Linked DNA regions of Homo sapiens: region 2 is linked to region 1. The links are chromatin loops, found by intact Hi-C in ENCODE. Cell type or tissue: natural killer cell. All regions are shown on one strand. Links, peaks and the distances in the headings refer to the core of each region. The heading gives the core; the rest is flanking DNA.

Evidence for each region. A loop is a pair of places that touch in the nucleus more often than their neighbours do. Peaks named below come from ENCODE experiments on the same cell type or tissue, not always from the same donor. Only the 100,000 strongest peaks of a DNase experiment are listed, where the experiment ranks them.
Region 2: a loop joins it to region 1, with 1.9 times the contacts of the local background. A loop is called at or near these places in 4 of 110 quality-filtered maps.

What each region holds. Positions count from the first base shown.
Region 1 is chr1:24,584,751-24,590,889 of GRCh38, reverse strand. The region is part of intron 1 of NCMAP (non-compact myelin associated protein); the gene reads right to left. Among named protein-coding and RNA genes, the nearest start is that of NCMAP, 32 kb to the right of the region's middle. In natural killer cell, for the core only: CTCF peaks have their summits at 3,284 and 3,486 (motif pointing right); a DNase peak (open chromatin) is centred at 3,499.
Region 2 is chr1:24,483,016-24,489,154 of GRCh38, reverse strand. No RefSeq gene overlaps it. Among named protein-coding and RNA genes, the nearest start is that of RCAN3AS, 16 kb to the left of the region's middle. In natural killer cell, for the core only: no CTCF peak of the experiment used is centred there; a DNase peak (open chromatin) is centred at 2,684.

The DNA.
Region 1 (6,139 bases), core at 2,308-4,807:
GCAGCTCTAAGTATTATAGTGAATATTAGTAAATATTTGCTGAACTAACTTAGAGACAGGGAAATCTGGAGCTGAAAACTAGGAGACATTCTTTCTATAAAAATAAGCACAAATTAGCCAGCCTGGTGGTGGTGTGTGCCTGTAGTCCCCACTACTTGGGAGGCTGAGGAAGGAGGATCACTTGAGCCCAGGAGTTTGATGGCACAAACTACAGTGAGCCATGATGGCACCATTGCATTCCAGCTTGGGTGACAGAGCAAGACCTTGTCTCTAAAACTAAATAAATATAATAAAATTTTAAAAGCACAGACAAGTATGAGAATTTGGAATGAAAGCCTTTCCCACCCAGCACTGCCCACCTCTACTCTCAAGGGGAGATGCCGGCCCTGCCTCAGTACGTGAAGGGTATTAGCATGCATTTCCCTAAACCTTCTCCTTCTAGCCTCACCAACATCAAGCTAAGAAGACTCACCAGTGAGGCTTTCATACAATTCCTTTTAAATACAGAAAAGAGATACAAATAGGTGGCTGCGGATCAAGGTTTGCTTAGTGAGAGAGACATGGAACAATCATTGGCCAACCCAAACCCATGGACATATTCACCGTGATACCAACACGCACAAAAATGACAGAAGCCACCATTTGAGTGTTTGCCGTGTGCCAAGACCTTGTGACAGATATTTTCTATCCATGCCCTGATTCAACTAGCAAAATGCCATGTAAGATAAGTTTTCCTTTCCCCTTCTCTCAAATGAAGACCCTGAGACTTGATAATATAAAGCCAACTCTCAGCCGGGTGCAGTGGCTCACACCTGTAATCCCAGCACTTTGGGAGGCCAAGGCGGGTGGATCACTTGAAGTCAGGAGTTTGACACCAGCCTGGCCAACATGGAAAATTAGCCAGGTGTGATGGCAGTTGCCTGTAATCCCAGCTACTCTTGAGGGAGGCTGAGGCAGGAGAATTGCTTGAACCCGGGAGGCAGAGGTTGCAGTGAGCTGAGATCTCACCATTGCGCTCCAGCCTGGGTGACAGAACAAGACTCTGTCTCAAAATAAAAATAAAAATAAAAACATAAAGCTAACTATCCACACTTACGTAGCCCCAAAGCTACAGAGCTGGTTTGTGAACCTGGGTGTTGCATGTGGCAACGTCTGCATCCTTCCTACCACACCACCCTGTCCCTGACACACACTGGTGGGGTCTATGACCAGTCACTGCAGGAATACATGGAGGCACACACATGCACACACATACACACACTGACCAGTAATGCAGCCACCTAAGGCCACCAGGACACAGGCTCCTCTACAGGTCCTGCAGGGGTGACCTCCTGGGTGCCGAGTTCCAGGTGCAGACTGTCTTTTGGATGGGCCCAGTAGCTCTTCTCTCTCAGAGAACAGTGAGGAATCTCAGAGCATATCTTGCCTCATCTCGGGACTGAGGGCTCTCAATTGCATCTCTGTCCCTGCTGCATCAGAGAAGGTGGGAGGGAGGGTGGTAGCACAGCCATGGCCAAGCATGTGGGTGTTTTCATGTGTGGGGCCCCAGCAACAGTTGTTAACCAAGTGAGGGCCAGCAGGAGCACTTCAGTATCAAACGTCCCTAAGACCAGGGGCCATGACCATAGAAAACACAAAGAGGACAGGGAGAGGGAGGCCAGTCTTCACTGACAGAGGTTAATTTAATAATAATAATAATGCGCTATGTGTCCGGCACCGCACTCGGTGCTTTATGTTGGAGATCTCACTTAATCTTCATACCAGTCCTGTAAGGAGGGCACAGGCACTTTGTCCATTCTGAAGATGAGGAATCTGAGGCTTGGAGCAGAGAAGAAACTGCCTTAACTTCACAAGGCTAATATGAAAACTATGCCAACCATGCCAGGATTCAAACCAGGGTCTATCCGATTTCACAGCCCCTTCTTCAAAAACCCTCCCAGCAAATCCACAAAGCACAGGTGGCCCAGCATCCAGGGCCCAAATCAATGTGGGGCTTTGATGAAAAAACCCACACAGGCCAGGGTTCAGCAGACAGACGAGGGCCCTTGCCCCAGGCCTATGACCCTGACCCTGACTCCTACCCAACTACTCCTGCCCTTGGCCACACTCTGAGCCTCTGTGTTCAGCAGAGCCTCGATCACATTTACAGAATCTACAAGGGACTGTTGTTTTCTTGGGTTGTTTACAAAGGCCTGTGTGGGAGGCGAGTTTGGGAAGTGATGGCAGGTCATAACCATTTATTCACGGATCCATCCTTCTCTGACTAGCTCTTGGCCAAGTCTAAGAGCTGAATGTGGAAGATAAACGCTGTCAGACTCCCACCTGTCCAAAATATCTCCCCTGAAGCTCTGCCCTAGGGGTACCCCCTCTCCCTCTGGCCTGGCTTACAAGTTCCTCCCTGGATAAGACAATAGAGAGACTACCAACCCCGGCAGACCTCTCCTCAATTGACCACCTGTAACTCAGAGCAGGTAACCCACGAAAGCCCTCGACCCACCAAAACATTGGGATTGATTTCTCCCAATCTCCTGAGGGATGGGAGATTCAGCAGGACTTGATCTCCTCCACAGACAAGTGGCTCACTACTCCCAAGCAGCTCCTGGAGATATTGGGATGTTTTAATGGTCAGAAAATTGACCCTAAGGCCAGGTGTGGTGATGTGAACCTGTAATGATAGCTACTCGGGAGGCTGAGGTGGGAGATTCGCTTGAGCCCAGGAGTTTGAGGCTGCAGTGAGCCATGATCAAGCCACTGCACTTCAGCCTGGGTGACAGAGCAAGATACCATCTCAAAAAATTAAAAGGAAAAGAAAATTGAGTCTTTTCCTCTCAGAAGTCCCATCTTTCTCACTAAAGACAGAGCTGTTTTCCTTTCTGTTTCTTTCTCTTTCTTTTGCCTATTAAACCTCCGCTCCTAAACTCCTAAAAAAAAATAAAAGAAAAAATAAAAGAAAAAGAAAATTGACCTTCATATTGGCATCTTGTAATTTTTACTTATTGGTGCAAATTATCTCTCCACAAAGGTAAATCTGCTACCTCTTCTAAGTGAAAACCTGTCAGGATTAAGAGCACTTTTCTGGTGGGGAGTGGTGGCTTATGCCTATAATCCCAGCATTTTGGGAGGCCGAGGTGGGTGTATTGCTTGAGCCCAGGAGTTCGAGACCAGCCTGGACAACATGGTGAAACCTCTTCTCTACAAAAATACAAAAATTAGCCGGGCATATTGGTGTGCACCTGTAGTCTTAGCTACTTGGGAGGCTGAGGCTGGAGGATTGCTTGAGCCTGGGAGGCAGAGGCTGCAGTGAGCCAAGATCATGCCACCACGCTCCAGCCTGGGTGACAGAGTGAGTCCCTGTAAAAAAAAGAAAAGAAAAGAAAAGAAGGCACCTTTGACCTTTGTGCATGAAAGGTTCAATTCAAACTTTCACCGATGGAACAGAGCAGTTGGGGTAGCTGGTATCACCACATCAATGTTACCTCCCACCAATAGGTGGCGATAGTAGTTGTCTGTAGGTTGGTAACCATCCTGCGAAGCCAATCTGTTTTTAAGCAGAGGAGCTTTCTGCCCTTCAAAACACCAATTGTATGTCCTCTGACGATTTTCTTCTCTGGGGTAAATATTCTCAGCTCCTTCAAACAAGCCTTCGGGTGATGGTGTCCCTCATGGGTTCCTCATTCCTCTGTGTCAAGGACTCCCCTAAGAATGACCCCAAAACTGGACACATGACTCCAGAGGGGGGCTGACATGTTCAGAATGACAGTTTTCTTGATACTTATCAGATGTGAGCCTGAATTCTGCTATTTACTAGCTGTGTGACCTTGGCCAACTTTCTTCACCTCTTGGTTTTCTGGTCTGTGAAATAGGAATTATAAAAGTCACAACTCCATAGGGTTGTTGTGAGAATTAAATGAGATGAAGCATGTCCTATACTCAGCACAGTGCTGTACACAATATCTATCGATATTACCCTGGATTGATAAAAAGAAATAGCTCACTGGCCTTACAGGCAGCCACAGCACACCTGCTGAAAGATGGCCCCCAACTCTTTTTCACATTTATCCTTATGCTCGTTAATGGCCAATCAAAGCCCCAAGATCACCAAGTGAAGGTGCTTTTTTTTTTTTTTTTTTGAGATGGAGTCTCACTGTTACCCAGGCTGGAGTACAGTGGGACGATCTCAGCTCACTGCAACCTCCGTTTCCCGGGTTCAAGTGATTCTTCTGCCTCAGCCTCGCAGAATAGCTGGGAGTACAGGCACCTGCCACCACGCCCAGCTAATTTTTGCATTTTTAGTGGAGACTGGGTTTCACCATCTTGGCCAGACTGGTCTTGAACTCCTGACCTTGTGATCCGCCCTCCTCGGCCTCCCAAAGTGCTGGGATTACAGGCGTGAGCCACCGTGCCCAGCCGTGAAGGAACTTTATAAACTGCAAAGTGGAAAGAGAGCGGCAGTGACAGTCGCATGATGACAATATCATGATGGTCTGCTGTCCATTCGCCAGGACTCCATTCTGCACTTGTGCAGATGACTTCCTGACAATCAGGACTTTGCATTGATCCCTGTTAGCCTTGACCGTGTTGATTTGGACCCTCAGGAGAGACATTTCCGCTCCTCCTGGGTGGCTAAATGACAGTGCTGTGACACAGCACATTGTCTCGGGGCTCATGACCCAGCAAGGGCTTTGGGGTTGCCTAGACCTGGATTTTCATCTTTGCCTCATCACTGACCAGCTTGATAAACTGAGCCGCTCTTTCATTTGTAAAACAGGGATAACAGCCCCTGTCTCGTGGGGTTGTGAGAATAAATGAGATACCATAATTGCCCAACAGAGTGCCTGGAGTGCTCATGCCAGTTCCCAGCCCTTCTTCGCTTCTCCCTGGCTCCAGTCTGTGTTCTCCCTGCTCTCTTTGGAGCTTGAATTCCTTGTTCTCTGTCTGGTCAAGTTTTGGGCTGCATTTGGTCAAACTCAGGTATAAACAGGGAGGTGAGGGAGTCAGACCATGAACGCTGGTGTCCCAAGGAGGGGATCTGAGCAGGGATTCACCAGGACCTCTGAAGGACCTGATCTTCCTCTCCATCTCCACTGAGAGCAGAGACAGAAGAAATAGTGAAATCTCCCCCAAAGAGAAAAAAGTCCTGATGGGACCGGTGGGACACAGGGGCTGTGGCTGGGCAGGGGAAGAGCAAGCTGTGGATTCATAACCTGAGACTCGGAAGACCAGGATTTCCCTTGTCACTCATTTGCTACCTGATCCTGGAAAGTCCTCTCCCTTCCCTGGACCTTGGTTTTCCTGCCTGTAAAATAGCCCAGTTTGGAGATCATCTCTAAGGGCTTTTCCAACCAGTGATTCTGTTACATGGAACTGTTCATAGCTTCACAAGAACCAGTGTCTTCCAAAAGCTTATTCTTCTTTGTAGATATGGACTCAGGGGATGTGAGGAGAGGGAAGTCAGCGTGAGCACATCACTCTGGAAAGCAGCGATCCTTCCTAGAAGGCACTAGAGACTGGAACAAACCGAGGCAGATTCCATGAAGGGGCTTTGATTTGGCAACAGCAGTGCACAAGAAAGGAAACCCGGGAATGAACTTCCAAGCACTCTGTAGGGTACATAGTCACCCGAGCCGCCTGAATCCTTCATGGCCATTTCCTTCACCCTCTATTCCTCTTGGATCCCTTATCATAAGCTCCCCACCCCGTCTGCCCTGTCTGTTCATGGCTCTGTGTATCACAGCTCCCAAAGTTGGGGTAGGAATTCTGCCGTGTGCTCCCCTGAACTGGAGGCCATACACAATTACATACTGAACATGTGTTCCTTGTAGTTGGTTCCCAGAAATAAGGGAGCACATTTTCTGCTCCATTTACCCATCTATTCTTTCATCCTGCTATCCACTCATGCCCCCACCCACCCACCCGCCCACCCACTCACTGGGCACACAGTCCTTCCACCCGTTCTTCTGTCCATCTGTCCTCCCATCCATTCAATCAATGCCCACCCTGTGCATAGGACTGAGAAGACGCAAAGAGGGCCGTGGGTCTGTTTTAAACCAAAGAACAATACATAAATAAATAAAATAAAAACCAAAAAACCAGAGGGGCCAAGGGGATTATGTCCTGAGGAACTCAGACCGAAAGAATG
Region 2 (6,139 bases), core at 1,431-3,930, 100 kb after region 1:
TCTCCCCCAGCCCCTGGTAGCTGCCATTCTACTTTCTGTCTCTATAAATTTGATCCTCTAGGTACCTCATATAAGAGGAGTCACATAATATTTGTCCTCTTGAGACTGGCTGATCGGACTTGGCCTGATATCTTCAAGGTTCATCTATGCTGTAGCATGGGTCAGGATTTACTACTTTTTTTTTTTTGAGATGGAGTCTCGCTCTGTCACCCAGGCTGGAGTGCAGTGGCGCGATTTTGACTCACTGCAAGCTCCCCCTCCTGGGTTCACGCCATTCTCCTGCCTCAGCCTCCTGAGTAGCTGGGACTACAGACGCCTGCCACCACACCCGGCTAATTTTTTTTTGTATTTGTAGTAGAGACTGGGTTTCACTGTGTTAGCCAGGATGGTCTCGATCTCCTGACCTCGTGATCTGCCCGCCTCGGCCTCCCAAAGTGCTGGGATTATAGGCGTGAGCCACTGTGCCAGGCCAATTTCCTTCATTTTTAGGGCTGAATGATATTCCATTATGTGAAGAGACCACATTCCCTTTATCAACTGATAGGCACTTAGCTTGCTTCCATACTTTGGCAATCATGAATAATGCTGCTGCAAATGTGGGTGTACAAATACCTGTCTGAGACCATGCTGATATGGTTTGGCTGTGACCCCCACGCAGATCTCATCTTGAACTGTAGCTCCCATAATTCCCACGTGTCATGGGAGGGACGCAGTGAGAGGTAATTGAATCACCGGTGCGGTTCTTTCCCATGCTGTTCTCTTGGTAATGAATAAGTCTCACAAGATCTGATGGTTTTATAAATGGGAATTCCCCCGCACAAGCGCTCTCTTGCCTGCCACTATGTAAAATGTGACTTTGCTTCTCATTTGCTTTCTGCCATGACTGTGAGGCCTCCCCAGCCATGTGGAACTGTGAGTCAATTAAACCTCTTTACTTTATAAATTACCCAGTCTCAGGTATGTCTTTATTAGCAGCATGAGAACAGACTAATATGCCTGCTTTCACTTTTTTTGTGTGTATAAATAACTCAGAAGAAGAATTGCTGGATCATGTGATAATTCTATTTTTAAATGTTTTTTGGACTTGCACTTATTTATTTATTATTTTTGAGATGGAGTCTCGCTCTGTTGCCCAGGTGGGAGTGCAGTGGCACATCTTGGCTCACTGCAGCCTCCACCTCCCAGGTTCAAGCATTCTTGTGCCTCAGCCTCCCGGGTAGCTGGGATTACAGGCATATGCCACCACACCCAGCTAATTTTTGTATTTTTAGTAGAGCTGGGGTTTCACATGTTGGCCAGGCTGGTCTTGAACTCCTGACCTCAAGTGATCTGCCCACCTTGGCCTCCCAAAGTGCTAGGATTAAAAGCGTGAGCCACTGCGCCCGGCCTATTTTTAATTTTTAAAGAAACCACCATACTGTTTTCCACAGTGGTTGCATCATTTTCTTTCTTCCTTTCTTTCCTTTCTTTCCCTTCCTTCCCTTCCTTCCCTTCCTTTCTTCCTTCCTTTCCTTCTTTCCTTTCCTTCCCTTCCTTTCTTCCTTCCTTTCCTTCCTTTCCTTTCCCCTTCCTTCCTTCCCTCCCTCCCCCGCCCTCTTTTTTTCTTTCTTTCTTTCTTTCGAGATGGAGTCCTGCTCTGTCACCCAGGCTGGAGTGCAGTGGCGCTGCAACCTCCGCCTCCCGAGTTCAAGCGATTCTCCTGCCTCAGCCTCCTGAGTAAGTGGGATTACAGGTGCATGCCAGCACGCCCGGCTAATTTTTGTATTTTTAGTAGAGATGGGGTTTTACCATGTCGGTCAGGCTGGTATCGAACTCCTGACCTCGTGATCCACCCGCCTTGGCATCATTTTGATTCCCACCAGTGGTGCAGAAGAGTTCCCAGCTTCTGTACATCGTCTCCAACACTCGTTATTTTATTTTCCTGTATTCTTTTGAATTGATGAACATATTCTAAAATTAGCTGTGGTGATGCATATATTTGTGATATACTAAAACCACTGGATTGCACACTTTAAGTGAATAAATTGTATAGTATGCGAATTATATATAGAAAACAGTTTTTTAAAAAGAAAAGTAAGAGGAGGGGGCCCTGTGGACCTGGGACATAGACCTCTGAGGAAGGAGAGCTGTTGTCTTGGGTTGGGGGAGGTTCTGTGAAGCTGGTCGTGCAAGAATTGGAAAGAATCGCAAAACTAGATTCAGCTGCTGCTACGCTAGAGTAAAGTTGTGTTCCTGGGGTGATGTGTGTAGGAACAGGAAGTAGATAAGAAAGAGCAAGTCCTTTCTTCCTCCTCCAGCCTCAGTTGCCCTCACAGGCCCCTCACAGGGAGCAGCTGGTAAAGCAGAGAGATGGTTTGGAGAGTTCCAGCTCCAGCAATAGGTTTGGAGCTGAGAGAAAATAGCTCCAGCAATAGGTTTGTTCCAAAGCCACCAATAGGTTTGGAGCTGAGAGAAAATAGCTTAAGAACTTGCACTTGATCTTGGCAACTAAGAAGGCTTCAGCAGGAATCAGACTGGTTTTGTCATCTCAGAGGCCCCAAGAGGGTCTTCAAAAAGATACCCACAAATTTGGAGGTACAGTTAAACTTGTAAATGTTCGTTGAGAAGTGGATCGATATCTTTGGAATAGTAATCCCCCTCCCTCCCTGTTGTGTCCAAAATGTAGCCTCAAGACCCACATGAAAGGCAGGAAGCTACAAGGGAGGCACAAAGCTCTTTGCCTCCTGCCTGGTGGCTGCATCTCTACTTACACTGCTTCATGGCTTAAAGAAAAATAGTAACAACAGCTAACATTATTGGCCGGGTGCGGTGGCTTATGCCTTTAATCCCAACACTTTGGGAGGCTGAGGCGGGCGGATCACAAGGTCAGGAGTTCGAGACCAGCCTGGCCAACATGGTGAAACCCCTCCTCTACTAAAAATACAAAAAAAAAAAAAATTAGCCGGGCATGGTGGCAGGCTTACAGTAGCTGTAATCCCAACTACTTGGGAGGCTGAGGCAAGAAGAATCGCTTGAACCCGGGAGGCGGAGGTTGCATGTGCCATGATCGCGCCATTGCACTCCAGCCCAGGCAACAGTGTGAGACTCCGTCTCAAGAAATACAAAACAAAACAAAACAAACAAAAAAACCCAGCTAATATTATTGAGGTCTTACCATGTGCGAGGCATTGTTCTATATTCAGTTCTTATAAACACTTACAAGGAAGGGAGTATTACTATCCCAGTTTTACAGATGAGGAAACAGAGGCCCAGAGGGGTTATGTACTTTCTCAAAGTCATCTCAGAGAGTGAACGCCAGAGCCTGGCACCCTTTGCCACGATGCCATGCTGCCTCCCAGAGTCCTGCCCTGTGCTTGTTATGACTTGACAGGCCACGTGGTCTTCCTTTTACCTATGCTGCAGGCAGCATCCCAAAAGATCTAGATGACACTGAAAACCCACCTATGCCTGGGAATTGAACAATGAGAACACTTGGACACAGGGTGGGAACATCACACACCGGGGCCTGTCAGGGGTGGGGGGCTGGGGGAGCGATAGCATTAGGAGAAATACCTAATGTAAATGACGAGTTGACGGGTGCAGCAAACCAACATGGCACATGTATACCTATGTAACAAACCTGCACGTTGTGCACATGTACCCTATAACTTAAAAGTATAATATATTAAAAAAAAAAAAAGAAAACCCACCTATGCCATCAAACCAGAGATCATGGTGAATGGTCCTGCTGCAATACACGTAGCCCCTTGAATGGTTTCAAATGCTGCCAGCATTTGCCTTGATGTCGCTGTGGCCTGACGGGCTGGATTGACATCCTCCTCTCAGAATGCAATGGGGTACTTGGTGAAGACCTGAATCAAAATTCTGGACTGGGCATGATGGTTCACACCTGCAATCCCAGTACCTTGGGAGGCCAAGATGGGAAGATTGCATGAGGCCAGGAGTTTGAGACCAGCCTGGGCAACATAGGGAGACCTCACCTATAGAAAAAAAGTTTAAAATTAAAAAATTAGCTGGCATGGTGCTGACCACCTGTCTACTCTAGAGGATCGCTTGAGCCCAGGAGTTAGAGGTTGCAGTGAGCTATGATTGCACCACTGCACTCCAACCTGGGCAATGGAGCGAGACCTTGGCCCCCACCCCCACCGCCCCCGCCAAAAAAGAAAATCTGAAGCTGAAAAAAATCTACCATTTGAAATGTTTTTCTTTCCTTTCTTTTTCTTTGACAGAGTCTCACTCTGTTGCCCAGGCTGGAGTGTAGTGGCGCAATCATAGCTCACTTTAACCTCCAAGTCCTGGGCTCTAGCTGTCCTCCCACCTCAGCCTCTCAGGTAGCTGAGACTATAGGTGTGAGCCACCTCACCCGGCTAGCTTTTTATTTTTTATAGAAACAGGGTCTCGCTATGTTTTCAGGCTGGTCTCAAATTCCTGGCCTCAAGTGATCCTCCTGCCTCAGCCTCCCCAAAGTGCTGGGATTATAGGCCTGAGCCACCTTGCCTGGCCTGAAATAGTTTTTGATGTTAAGGGTGAAGACTTGAGTTGCCTGAGTTCTGGGAGGGCCAGCTCTGTGGGGCTCTTTGAGAAAGGAGATGTAAGTTAAGTTCTTGAGGAAAGACTTGGGCCCAATGGAATGCAACAGGTCTAGCTTCTCTGGTACTTGGAGAGTCCTAGTGGAGGGAAAGAGAGCTGCCCTTGAGCCATGAAGGCTTACACGGATGGGGGATTGGTGAGGGGAACCCTGCTCATTAAGTCTTCTGAGGTTAGGCATGGCCTGTAGGCTCACACGGAGCCATTTCCAGGGGCTGCTGAGGGCCTGTGCCCTGTCTTGTGGGGAAAACCCACGGTGGAAGGCAGAGCAGGTGGGGAACCCCTGGCAGTGGGAGGTGAGCAGCAGGGGGCTGCCGTGTGCTGGTCTTGAGGGGCAACAATAGCTGAGCAAGATGAGAAAACCCAAGAGATGTTGCAGAGTACACGGTATGCTCAAAGCATTCCCTGAGACTGTCTCCAAAAAACAGAAGATGGGGATGGGGGAGAGAAAATGTCACATTAAGGTGGGCTAATTTCCAGCTATTAGAACCTTGTGATGTAATCATCTGATAGAAAAAGGAAAAGCATTATTAGCCAAAGTCATGGTTTGGTGAGGCCTGAGACATAAGGGTCCAATTGAAATATAAATTAGACAAACTTTTTTTTTCTCTGTTGCCCAGGCTGGAGTACAGTGGTGTGATCTTATCTCACCGCAACCTCCGCCTCCCTGGTTTAAGCGATTCTTCTGCCTCAGCCTCCCTAGTAGCTGGGATTACAGGCGCATGCCACCACACCTGGCTAATGTTTGTACTTTTAGTAGAGACTGGGTTTTGCCATGTTGGTCACACTGATCTGGAACTCCTGATCTCAGGTGATCTGCCTGCCTTGGCCTCCCAAAGTGCTGCTATTACAGGTGTAAGCCACCGTGCCCGGCCAAATTAGACATTTATCCAAGTGGGACATTCGACCAATCAGGCTGTTGGTGTCAGGTGATTTGGCTTGAAGTGAATTGACTCAGAGCCCTACCATCTGTGTATCTCTCTTTTACTTCAAAGGTTTCCCATGCGGTGCTGAGCTTTTTCTTGATTTACAAGTCTTTGATTTTTCAAAAGGCAGCAGTGTATTGCAGGTGCCCACAGAGCAGCAGAGTCTATTTTCCTTCTTTCTTTGAATCACCGTAACTTATTTTGATGGAAACTGATGCCTACAACTTTTAGGAACGTGCTCTTTCTCTTAGATGAGGCATGTCTTGAGCTGGATTCAGAGCAGCTTTCACACTAAGAACCTACCAGTTTGTTACTTTTAGTCCAAAGAAGTGGGCATCGCCTGAATGTCCTGGAAAGGCCCCCGCTGGACAGATATCCAGGGCCTGCTTCCTGGGCACTGTGGACTGTGCAGGGGCACAGCGCCCCACACTCTAAAGGGCCTCACACTTGGTTTAAATGCCCTGCATTTATCATCTTGAAATCCTTAACAATCTCATCTCTGAATATTTTTCCATCTGTAAGCAAAGTCAGATGGGACAATGCAGCCGTGGGCAGATTGGTACAGTATATGTGTCTGCTGTTGTTTGCTGCCCATTCACATATAGCATTCGCCATGCCCCTGAGCA